Regions from separate parts of the Homo sapiens genome. Here region 1 is linked to region 2. The links are chromatin contacts, found by Hi-C in ENCODE. All regions are on one chromosome and are shown on one strand. The core of a region is the stretch at or near the end of the contact, and the rest is flanking DNA. Distances in the headings are between cores, read along the strand shown.

What was found. Hi-C counts contacts between places; a loop is a spot of excess contacts on that map. Pooled maps may share reads with other maps.
Region 1: a pooled map shows a loop between it and region 2 (1.9-fold over the local background). The contact joins the promoter of CD5L here to the enhancer-like site in region 2. A Hi-C loop is called at or near these places in 2 of 37 single-sample maps with no recorded cell type and 4 of 50 pooled maps.

Annotation. Positions count from the first base shown.
Region 1 is chr1:157,839,685-157,845,758 of GRCh38, forward strand. It overlaps CD5L (CD5 molecule like), which reads right to left and starts at 2,124. Exons shown (of 6, transcript NM_005894.3): 1 at 1,990-2,124. The coding sequence starts at 2,017.
Region 2 is chr1:157,649,004-157,654,743 of GRCh38, forward strand. LOC105371457 (a long non-coding RNA gene) reads right to left here. Exons shown (of 3, transcript XR_922184.3): 2 at 5,176-5,271; 3 at 3,181-4,208. Among named protein-coding and RNA genes, the nearest start is that of FCRL3-AS1, 44 kb to the right of the region's middle. Within about 2 kb of position 4,253, at least 3 of the 41 ENCODE cell types and tissues checked have a DNase peak (open chromatin) inside an H3K27ac peak, as active enhancers do.

The sequences.
Region 1 (6,074 bases), core at 874-3,373, 190 kb after region 2:
GTCAATTAGATTGATTGGTTGTTACTGCCTGAAGAAAAGTGTGGTGATACAGCCTCTTGGCTCAACAGGAAAGAGTGCTGGAGGCCACTGGGAAGATGCACTGGCCGGTGGAGGTAAAGATGCCATGGTGGGCAGAGCAGAAATTAGGGCAAAGGGGCAGGATATGCCTGTGTTCATCGGCACAGCATTTAGACCAGGTAAGCAAACTCTTACTGTAAGAGGCCAGACAGTAATATTTTCAGTTTTGTGGGCCATACAGTGTCTGTTGCAACCACTCAGCTCTGCCATTGTAGCCTGAGAACAGCCACATATATGTATGCAAGTGAGGACGGCTATGTTCCATTAAACCTTTATTAGACACTGAAATTTAAATTTTTTGTCATTTTCATGTGTCATAAAATAGTATTTCTCTTTTGCTTTTTTCCTACCATTTAAAAATACAAACCTCATTATCAGCTTGCAGGCTGTTTTAGCTGATTTAGATGAATAGCTCAGGAAGTAGCTCTATATGTAGTTCCAAACCTCCAGATTCCAGCACCAGCCTGTCTTTAAAACATGGGGGTTTCTTCCTGCAGGATCTCTGTATATTTGGACTCCTTTCTCCATAAGGTCCCTCCTAATGCTGTAGAGAGTCCTGGGCCCTGTAACCTCCAGGAGTCCCTGAGGCCTATGCATTTTCAACTGCAAAACACCCACCACCCCCATCTTATAGGATTTTTCAGAAGGTGCAAATATCTTTGGACCTCCAGCCTACAGTTTTTCAGGCAGATTCAAGTAGTTCAGTGGTTTATCCTGGAATATTTTCTTTTCTTGGTTTCCAAATAACCTCTCATTACCCTCATTCCCTTAATCTTCAGAATGTGGCCACTCTCAGGCTCAATGAGGCCTTTTCTGCAACTATCCAAAACTCAAGGTTATATTATACATATGGGAATCATTGCATAACCCCAACCCAACATGTGTACATGTGAAGGAAAGTGAGCATGGCAAGCCTGATATGCAGGTGCAAACGTGATATAGCCAGTAAGTGACTTGGAAGCTCTGCAGTAGGGTGGGTAACTGCAGAAGGCACAGGCCAGAAAGGCTTCATGAAGCAGGTGGAAGTGCACATGAGCCTGGAAGACCCAGTAGTATATCCATGAGGGGCAGGACTAGCCGTTGAGTGATGTGGGGGATGCATGGATGTTTAAGATGTGGTCAGTACCTTACATTGAACACAAAAGTGTCCAGTTGAGAGGATTGTGTGGGCTTTGGTGATGTACTAGATCATCAAGACATAAAAGTGGATGTGATTGATTAGCATAGGGATTTACCAGGCATTGTTAGATGCTTTATATTAGTTATCTTATAAAAAAAAATACTCCTAAAAACCTCTGAGGAACATAATATTATCCTCACTTCATAGATGAGAGAGCAAAATTTCAGAGAGGTATGGTAACCTACGAATTCACACCGCTAAGAAATCAAAACGGCAGGATTGAAATCCAGGTCTCCTTGGCTCCACAATCACCAGATTAACTAGGTTAATCTCTAGATTACTCTAAGCAATGAGAAACTGAAGAAAACTAGAAAAACATTATATGAAACACTTTTCAGAGGAAACCAGACAATATGATCAATGAAAGGTGATTGTCTTGCAGTTCTACTTCCTTTCCTGGCTCTACTTGCTGCTGCCCGGTGCCCATTCATTTGTCTTCTTACTAATAGTACATTTAGGAACACTTATGTAAAAAGAGAAATGGGATAAACTATCATGACTCTGTCATTACAAATATAAGAAAATAGAAAAAAATCTGTTAAAGTGAATTACAAATGTGTATGGATTAAGCGGCTTTTTAAGGATTAGAATAGTTACCAAATGTAAAAAGGAGGAAGAAGCTCATCCTTGAAAAACATCTAAATCTGTTCCAGGTTGGCGGGGAGAAAGTTCTCCTAATCAAAGTGCCAGAAAACTCTGAAGCCTAAACCAACAGGTGCAGAGATACTCACCAAGGATCAAGGAGAATAGCAGAGCCATGACCAAGGCAGGTGAAGGTGATGAGCTGAAATTTAAGGCTAGAAGGAGGTCCCCAAGCAGCAATATTTAGTTTTAGCTGCAAGTATGTTAAGAGGAGGGACAAAGACAGGTCCTGAGTGCAGGCAAAGCATTATCAGATGATCAGAAACCAATAGACTCGGGGGGCAGAGCTGACAGAGCTGGACTTGCTGAAATCAGCATGTTCCAGAGGAAAGGAGGTGGCCAGAACTGGCGGAAAAATGCTGAAAACAAAATAGAAACAGGCTATCATGACTTGGTTCTGCTGTAAGTCCAGCTCCGTCTGTCTCTCCTACAGCCCCTTTGCTATGTAAACAGAGGAAACACCTCCCACAAGGAAAGGCAGGTGCCAAAAATATGGCCATCTCTCAGTAGAAGACAAGGCAGTACTTAGTCGCCAAGGATGGTTTGCAAGGGAAATAAGCCAATTTTGATTCCTTTACCCCAGAGGGAAGTGCCTAGAAAATTTGGAAGCCAGAGGCCATGGGATAAATGCAGAGTTGCCCTTGGAGGCATATCCCATAAAACATAATCCAGGGTCATGGTGCCAATCTCCACATACAGGCCTGGCTTTATTGTCTTCAAACCTGCTTTCTCACTGCTAAGCAGAGGGTCCAATATACAGATTTGTTATTTTTCTATGCTTGTGCTGGTGTATGCCCATCTTTGGAAGCTGGATGGAAACAGATCCCTGAGGTGAGGGGCATCATAATCATTGAACTCAAGTTGTCTGTAGGTCTAAGACATGATGGACAGAGATTAAGCAGTAAGACCCTCTCAGGCCCCTCTGCTTTGCTATATTATTAAGTATAGCTATGCTTCATGAGCTATTCTACTCCAGATTGATCAAGCAATCAATTTTGTATGCTGACATAATCTCTGCATTCCAAGCAGGGTAATTGTTCCTCTACAGTAATAATTTTTGCTTCTTTGTAATATTCAGGTAACTCAGCAGAAAGCTTGGTTCATTGTAGGCATTCATTTTTAATCCCACATTTCTTCATTTACTTAGTATTGTATTCAATGAAAAGTTTTTAGCACTCATGAATGCCAGGCAATGTGATGGGTGGAGGCAGTACATGAAGGAACAAGGGATAGTTTTGCACTGTAAAAATATATGGTCTAGTAATTGCAATAACATGTGGAAACCACTGTTAAGAGAGAAAAGTATAACAAACTTTGGAGGCCAGGCGAGGTGGCTCATATCTGTAATCCCAGCACTTTGGGAGGCCGAACTGGGAGGATAGCTTGAGCCCAGGAGTTTGAGGCTGCAGTGAACTATGATCAGGCCACTGAACCTCAGCCTGAGTGACAGAGTGAGATCACATCTCTAAAATAAGAAAAAGAAATGAAACCTTGGAGGAAATGGTTACTATGTTTGGAGCTAATCAGAGAAGACTTCACAGCAATGATGATACTTGAGCAGGGGTTTAGGATGAGTTAAGTGGAGAATCAGAATAGGAAAAGATTTTGCTATGCATATGCAGACAAGTGAAACAGCATTACTTATTCAAGGAACCACAGGTAGTTTGGAATGACTGGATTACAGCCTGCTTAGTGATCAGGGGCCAGGGCTTCTTGATGTTGAAAGGTAAAGACACTAGATGATATGCAAGTAGCAACAAGAGCCAGATAATGGAGGGTATATCATGAATGAGTTTGTAAATGCTAACTATTCACATCCTTCCCTCTCTAGATTCTGAAGTGACACAGTAATAGGTACAGAATTCAGAAAAGGTTCAAAATATCATCTTTACTGTTGATGAACTACATTAGACTGCCACTGGGATCTAAGGCTTTATGCATTTACCTCCATTCTTCAGGAGCTAGATGTGCACAACAGAGTTTACCCTTGGAAAAGAAAAGACTTTGTGTGGCTTGAGGGCAGACAAACCCATTAGCAAACACAGGCTTCATGATTCAGAAATATATTTTCCCCATTCCATGTGGAAAATTGAGTGAAAGAAGAAGAGAAAAGAAAAAGAAAACTTTTCCTCCCAATATAGTATTTTATGAACAGGCGTGAGAACATGAAGAAAGGAAAAGGAAGCTTTTTAGCCAGGAAGGACACTATCCCACAGGACACAAGAAGCCACCGAAGGGTGTTACACATTTAAGGTGTGTATTTTGGCTGCAGCACTGAGCAGGAATTGGGATGAAGACCAGTAATGGGTCATTAAGACCCATTAAGAGACCACTGCACCAGAGAGAGCAGAGGAGGACTTCAATAGGAGGTAGAAGAACGTACCTAAAACTTACTGTGTTTGGAGGATAAAAGTTACTTAATGTGAGCAAGTAGGCTGTATTGGCTGGCAGCTTCTAAAAAGTGGTAAAGGTCTGAAATAATCACTAAAAGGAAAGCGAGTCTGAAAAAGATAAGTAAACTATCTGTTTTCAGCACTGGGTAGAAAAACTTGCATTTGTAAGCAGCATCCATGTGCCCAGCTGTGGAATCTTCTCAGGCTGCAGACAGAAGGCTGGTGTGAGAGGCCCATAAAGCCAGAGATCAAGCTGAGGGGCCCGCCCAACTGGTGTATGAGGCTTAGAGAAGATCAGGACATGGGCTGATGTAAAGTGAAAACAGAAATAAGTTCTGGGAAAGGGAACCTCAGTGAGGAAGTGCTGGGGAAAAGGAGAGTGTTAGAAAGTTCAAGGTATAGGAAGTTGTTCAGAGATTTGGAGAGAAGTGCTTGAGGTTTCAGAGAAGCTGTTCTGGGCAATGACCAGGCACAAACCAGGGTATGAGAAGAGAGTGAAGGAAGAAGTTTCAGAAGCTGAGGGATTTAGGGAATTGAGAAGAGGTTATCAAGAAGAGGACCGGCAAGAAGAGGGAGGTGGAATGGGAGGCACAGGTTGGGGAAGCCCAAAGCTGTGCGGAAGTAGATACCTGTCTGGAGGACGTCAATACATGACACACAACAAAAGCTAGAAGACACTCTGAGGGGCCCTCTCAGGAAGGGCAAGCTTCATGTCCTGCTGGTTTGGCATCAAGGTGAAACCCCTTGGGTAAATAGTTGAGTATGTCAATTATGGCTCTGTGAGAGTAGAAAACCATCCAAATTGCTCCCCTTTATACATCAAGTGCTTAGAATGTAATAAATGATTGCTGACTCAACAAATGAATGCATGAATGATTGTATTGTGAGATAGAACATCACCGAGGCTTTAGACTCACCATAAATGCCATCTCTTGGCTCTAGTCCTTGTCCACATTGTGTTTTCTGGTGGCTGGGACTGACATTCTGAGACAGTTACAGAATGACTGGGCCTCTCCAGGGCTGATGTTTTATAAGCAGGGTTCTGATGGGTTTGGTTGCTCTTTCTTGTGTACATCTGCAAACACCTCTAAATAATCGCTTTGATTCCCTTCTGTTGCTCTCGCTGTGTCCCTTCTCCCTCCCCAATGGTGACCAAGATAGAAGAGAAGCTCAACATTATGTCATATGAGAAATAGATCCAGGACTTGGGGTTCAGGGAACATAAGCACTGTCTTCAGGCATTTAAAATAAAATTGTTTTGTGGGATTTCTGAGGAGAAAACACCACGTACGTATGGAAACTACAGTTGACACAGGTTTGAACTTGGCAGGTCCATCTACTAATATGCAGATTTTTTTCAACCAAATACAGAGGGCAAAATTTTCACATATGCAAGAACTGAGTATCCATGTACAATAAGGAACAACTATATATAAAAAAAAAATTTAAACCCATCATGAGAAAAAAAAAAGATAGAATAGGTTGCCCCAGAGACCATAAGCTCTCTATAACTGTAGACGCTGAGTCACATCACCTGTTAATAGATCCATAACTTATGGTTGGTTATTATTAATACTTTTTTTATATCACCAATCTTAGGATTGTTTATGGCAAAGAAAAATCCAATCACTCACGGAAAAGAGGTTCTAAGGGCTTAGGACTTAAAACTCCAGCACCAACCCTGTCAGCCTGGGCCCTTGTGGATGCTGCAGAGCGGACAGGACACCTGGGCTGTGGCCTCCCTCAGGGTCATGACAAAATAGCAATGGTTTTTCATTCTT
Region 2 (5,740 bases), core at 3,003-5,502:
TCACCTAGAACCAGCATCAAAGGCCACAGCAACATGAGGACCTGTCCTGGAAAACCCAAAGGAAGTTTATCTTGGAGAATGACCATACAATTCAGGTCTGAGTACAGATGCTCTCCACAGTGGCACCCATGAGCATTGCCTAGAAGATTTCGAAAAAGGGAAGCCAAGGATACTGCTATTTGCTAATTGCCTTTCTTCTGCCATGGGTCCTAAGGAAATGAAGTTGTTTTCTTGTTTTTAAGTCTTCTTAAATACAGGGTGACATTATGGCTGAAGTAGACAAGAAGCTATCCAGGAACTTTAAGACCTGCTATCCTGTTAGAAAGTTTCAAGTCTCCTTAGCTTCTGTGTCTGGGGGACTTCATTCACTCATTTAACAATTATCTACTGAGTATTCACTGTGTTTCACTGGTTGCACAGTATTGACAAAAGTGACATGATCCTTATCTTTATGTAATTTCTAGTCTAATAAGGGTAGAAAGACTTTATAGAGAATAACATGTCCTCTATTTCCTATTAGAATCTAAAAACTTGATATCTTTCGAGAGTACTTCTTATCTGCCATTTTCTATATACCATTTGGTTCCTTATAGATTCTATTTTGCCTACACCTTGCAAAAAGTCCTATGCTCTAAAAGCTATTGGCTCTCTCCTTGGGCAAAAATCTCAACTTCTTCATCACTATTAAATGAGTTAATATGTGAAAGCCCTTCAAATAGTGCCTGGCATATATGATACATAAATAAATAAAAAAGAGACGACTATTTGTCTCAAACTTGGCATGCACTAAACTGCTCCAGTCCACTTCCAGAGTATATACTGCCCAGCTTTTCCTCACCCAGTGGGTCCTTAGTGCTCCATCGATTTTACAAGTATCCCAGGTTTCTTCTATGACAGTTCCATGGCTGAGTGTGTGGCCAGTGCTCTGAAGCTTGTGGGTGACAATGATACCATAACAGTGTCCAGGAAGCTTCTTTGGAAAGAATGTAAAATGGTCTTCCCAGTAGTGGATTCTACGGTTGAATGACCCTGGCGCTTCCTGAGATATAGACAGGCCCTGAAAACAGTGTCAGGGAGACACTGAGGAGCACTATCTGTTCAGGAGCAGATGACTACCTTCCTCCTTGACCCAAATCTTATTTTTCTTTCCTTTCCCCTCATTCTCATTCCAGGTCCATCCATCAGTGCTTTTGACTGCTGAACTCAAGACATTTATTCTCTTTTCCAAAGTAGAGATTAGTTGTCTATTAGAGAGCCCATAGAGGCTCCTAAAGAGCTATTTCTTCTAGAATTAAGGAGGGTTAAGTTCTTCAATCCCAAAGACCTGTTTATCTTCTTGTAGGTGGAGGTCACTGTTCCCCGAGCCATTCTCCACACTCCTTCCCAGACTACAAGTTCACACAAACATATGGAATCAGTACGGAGTGAGGACACTTTCTGTCACATTTTTGTTAAAAACCATAAAGTGGTCTAAGACTTTACTGGAACATATTGTTACATGTAAAATGATTCAGCACATAACAACTGTTTGCACAGGTAGAACTGACTTCTTGAATTTGATATCTACTTTTTATGAAGAGATATAGATACAATTACTTCTACCTCAGACATTATTTCTATTCTTTTACTCCTCTGATTGCAGTATGTTGCAGTTGGGAGGTGGAGAAGGGAAGGTTTTGGAAATCTAAAAAGGCCTTCTCTATGCAGTCTTGCTTAAATTTCAAGTATGGTAGTAATAATAAACATAATTGTCATCATCATCATAGCTCATACTTATTAAGCACTTACTTAATGTCATGTGTTGGGCTAAGGAATTCATTTTCTTCTCAGGAAACCCCTATAAGTTAGATTATGCTGTTATTCACATGTCAGAATGTCTTCAGAGTTAAAACAAATTGCTGCATCTTGCACCTTCTTATTACTAAAGAAGAGGCACAATACCTGGTGGATATCTTTGGAATTTGTATGCAATATATCCTCATTTACGTGCACAACTCTTACCCATTTGCTGAGGAGCCCATAACACTATTAATTCTGAGTGAGGCTCAGGGCAAGAGAAGGCTCTGCAATAATTCCAGATTGCCTTGAAAGCTGCTTGACCACTTGAGACTTGTGGTGTGGTAGATCCGATGTAGCCTGAAATGACTATAGAAAATATGGATGTTGTATAGTGCTTCTAAGGGTCAGAAAAGGAAAATTAGAGCACAGACTTCTAGAATTTTAGATAAAAGTTATACTCTCTTCTGGAGATAATGTTCTTTTAGGATACAGCATCAAGTTTGCCTAGACCTTACTAAAAACTTAATACTTAACATGGGACATCAAGTGACCACGCAATCTGCAATTCGAACTGCTCATCATGAGTGGGGTTTTATGTAGCCACAAGATTGTACATGCACAGCAGCAATACATCTATATATATATGATGTATATATGACTGGGTTTAACAAGGCATAAGTAAGTTGTATGAGCAGGTGGCTCAGACTGCTAAGGTACCAACTTTTACTGCATTCCCTCCTCTCCTGCAGTTCACATCTATAGCCTCATGTGGAACTCCTTTTAACTAGATAACTACAGAAGGAAAACCAGGGCTTGCTTCACAGATGATTTAGTAAAATATGTTAGCAAAACTGGAAGTGGACTGTTGTATTACTGCAACCACAATTAGTATTGTTCTTGAAAGAAAGTGATGAAGGAAATCCTTCAAAGGGGGCAGAACTTAAAGTAGTAGCAGTAGTAATGGTCATCTACTCAGTCTGGCTTGAAACTACATTAATCCTGATTGATTCAGCCTTATAGTTGAGGTTCACTGAGCTCCCCTCCTTGGGCTAGGAAGTCTGGCTTTTTGGCTAAGGAGATAGAAACAGCCCTGGGAAAGAGAGACAGTTACAACTTTCAGAGCAGAGGTACTCAGAGGACTGGGTCAGAAACAGGCTGAAAGTTCTCCGCTCCAGCAAACAGGACATGTAGCAGAACACTCATTGCCTTCCCTCTACTGAGGGTGTGATAAACCTTAAATACTAGAGGAGAAGACCCATGCTCTACAAGTCAGCAATTAGGTAAATTAGACAATTTCAGAAAGTGGCAAATTATTTAAAAGAAACAAAATAGAAGTCAACATACGTGGGCAGAAAATATGAAACAACCAATGAAATAACTAGTATTTGAGTGGCTAGCAAATTTCAGACCTAGATCCAATCTCTTTACTTGTTTAATTCATTCAATCCTCACAAAAATCTTAAAAGATGGATATCATTGTTCCCATTTTACAGATGAGGAAACTGACGCATAGGGAGGTTGAGCAGTTTGTCCAAGGACACAGAGGGCAGGTAGAGGAGTCTGTCTGATTGCAGGGTCGAGGTAGTTCCAAGGATCCCAACAACCTCCCACTTTCTGATTCCAGCTTGTTTATGACCTTCCTGCTTAGAATTCTGACAGCTATCCATTTTCCTTTACCATAAATTACCGTTTTTACTTAAGGTTGCATAAGTGGGTCCATGTTCCCTGCTACCAAAAGAGTCCTATCAGTATTTATAAATAAAAGAGTAATTTCCACTTTCAGTAGACTTAAACCTGCATGGAGAGGAAGGCTCTTCTCTTTTCCTTATTAGCATTGGACGCCTTTCTTTCCAACAGGTCCTGAGGGACAAAAGGAGATTGTATGAAGAAATATTTGAAGGATCCGGTGGACCTGAAGCTGAAACTAAATGGCAGGGTTGGATATTGAAAGCAGATAATGATTATAATGGTATTACTTTATTCTAGGCATGGAACACGGATTTATCTGTAAAATTCCTTTTGTGCATATTTGTTTTCAGGGTCCATCTCAATGGAGTTATATCAACTACTGCACCCTGAGAAGATTTATAACATGGAATTTGGTCCATCAACAACCACTTACAAAATCTGCCTTTCCCTTTGAAGATCTCTTCTGTCTCCCTCATTGGCATTTCTCAGCAGATACGTTTATTTTGTAAGGCAGGACCTGCTCGCATAAAATGGAAAGCAGGTGACCGGAGTGGAGATGAGTGTAACCACTGCGCTTCCTTGGCCTGAGATGATAGAAGACCAAACTCTGGCAGCTGTTAGAGAGAAAGGGCTTAGATAGATATTGATGAGTCTCCTGTGCACTGGTCAGAGAGTCAGTCTTGCCCGGTGGTCATGAAGAAGGTACAGAAGTCACAGATTATTTTTTCTTCCTCATGGAGCTGCCAAAAAGGAGACACCAGAGATTAGCATAGAACTGTTAATTTTTCAATCTTTTCAGTTTGTAACCTTTGGAGAACTTTCTCAAGAACCCACTAACCACTACTTCCTCTTTTTGTGACTACTTCTCTCTGTTCTTTTTTGACTCCACATGGTGTATGTAAAGCAGCCCTATCCTAGCAGAAGGGCTGAAGAAACAGTAGCTGCTAAAGAATAATCACAGTAATTGCCCATGGACAGGAAAGAGGGTAAAGGTCCATTTTAAGAGTAGTTTGTGTAGATAGGTTCACTCAACGAATCCAAGGAAGGGAGAGATAAGAATTTATAATTGTCAGGAAGAGAAGAATTTGTAAATATGATTTTACCACAAAAAGCAGAGTAAACAGAGGAAACTGAAGCATCAAGGGAACCTGTAAGAGGCTCCTACATTGTCAGTTATATTCTTATTTATTTATTTATTTATTTATTTATTTATTTATTTATTTTTTAGTAGAGTTGGGGTTTTGCCATGTTGCCCAGGCTGCTCTTGAAATTCTGGGCTCAAGCAATCTACTGGCCTCAGCTTCCCAAAGTGCTGGGTTTATAGGCGTGAGCCACCATGCCCGGCCTTTTGTCAGTTATATTTTTGACACACATGTCTCTTCATTCATCAGCAAGGCACTGTTTTTGTCTTGGATATTAAGAGTTTTCTCCTGTAAGTGTGTAGCACAGAAAATAATTAATACTTTAATCTATATGCCACCATATTCACTTTTGCAAAAAATGAAGCTGCTCTATAGACTGGGTGGCCCAAGGGTTATAGTTCTCTTGAACGGTAACCCTCAGTCCATGATTCTGAAATGGTCTTTTTCTGTTAGCAATTCCTATTTCTAATTCTTTCTCTCCTGGACCTAATTTTATGAGGTTTTGACCATCAAAACACCACACTTTAGAGAACACAATTGGAGAAGTGACTTGTCTCCACATTACCTGTGATAATTTCTTCTCTTAATCTCAAACTCAGATGAAGTCTTGGTTCCATATTTAGAGAAGTTTCAGTAGAAGTCCTCATGTCTTAACCTATGGCTAAGCAAGATATCTTGGTAAATTAGCACATGTTCATAATCTATTAAATAACCTTGGTAGGTTAAAGATACCATAAACAAAAGTAAAAGGCAAAAGACATACCATAGATATCTATATCACACATAATTAATTAAAGATTACTATCCTTAGTTCATTAAAAAACTCACATAATTTGTTAGGAAAAGAGTATCTTAACTTGTTGAAAATGTGAAAAATTTTTATCCTAAATGGACTATTGATTAAAAAAAGAACACTCCCTGAAACACATAAGATTATATTCTACTTCACTAATAGTCAAGTAAATTAAAATTTAAACAATAAAATGTAATTTCTGTTATCATTTTTGCAAAAACAATAAAGAAAGTACAGCACCCAGTGTTGGAACTCATAAATGATTTCCTGCTGGTGCCATACAATGTAAAAACTTTCTGGATTATGAGATGCAAAGTTCCGTATACTACTTTTCACA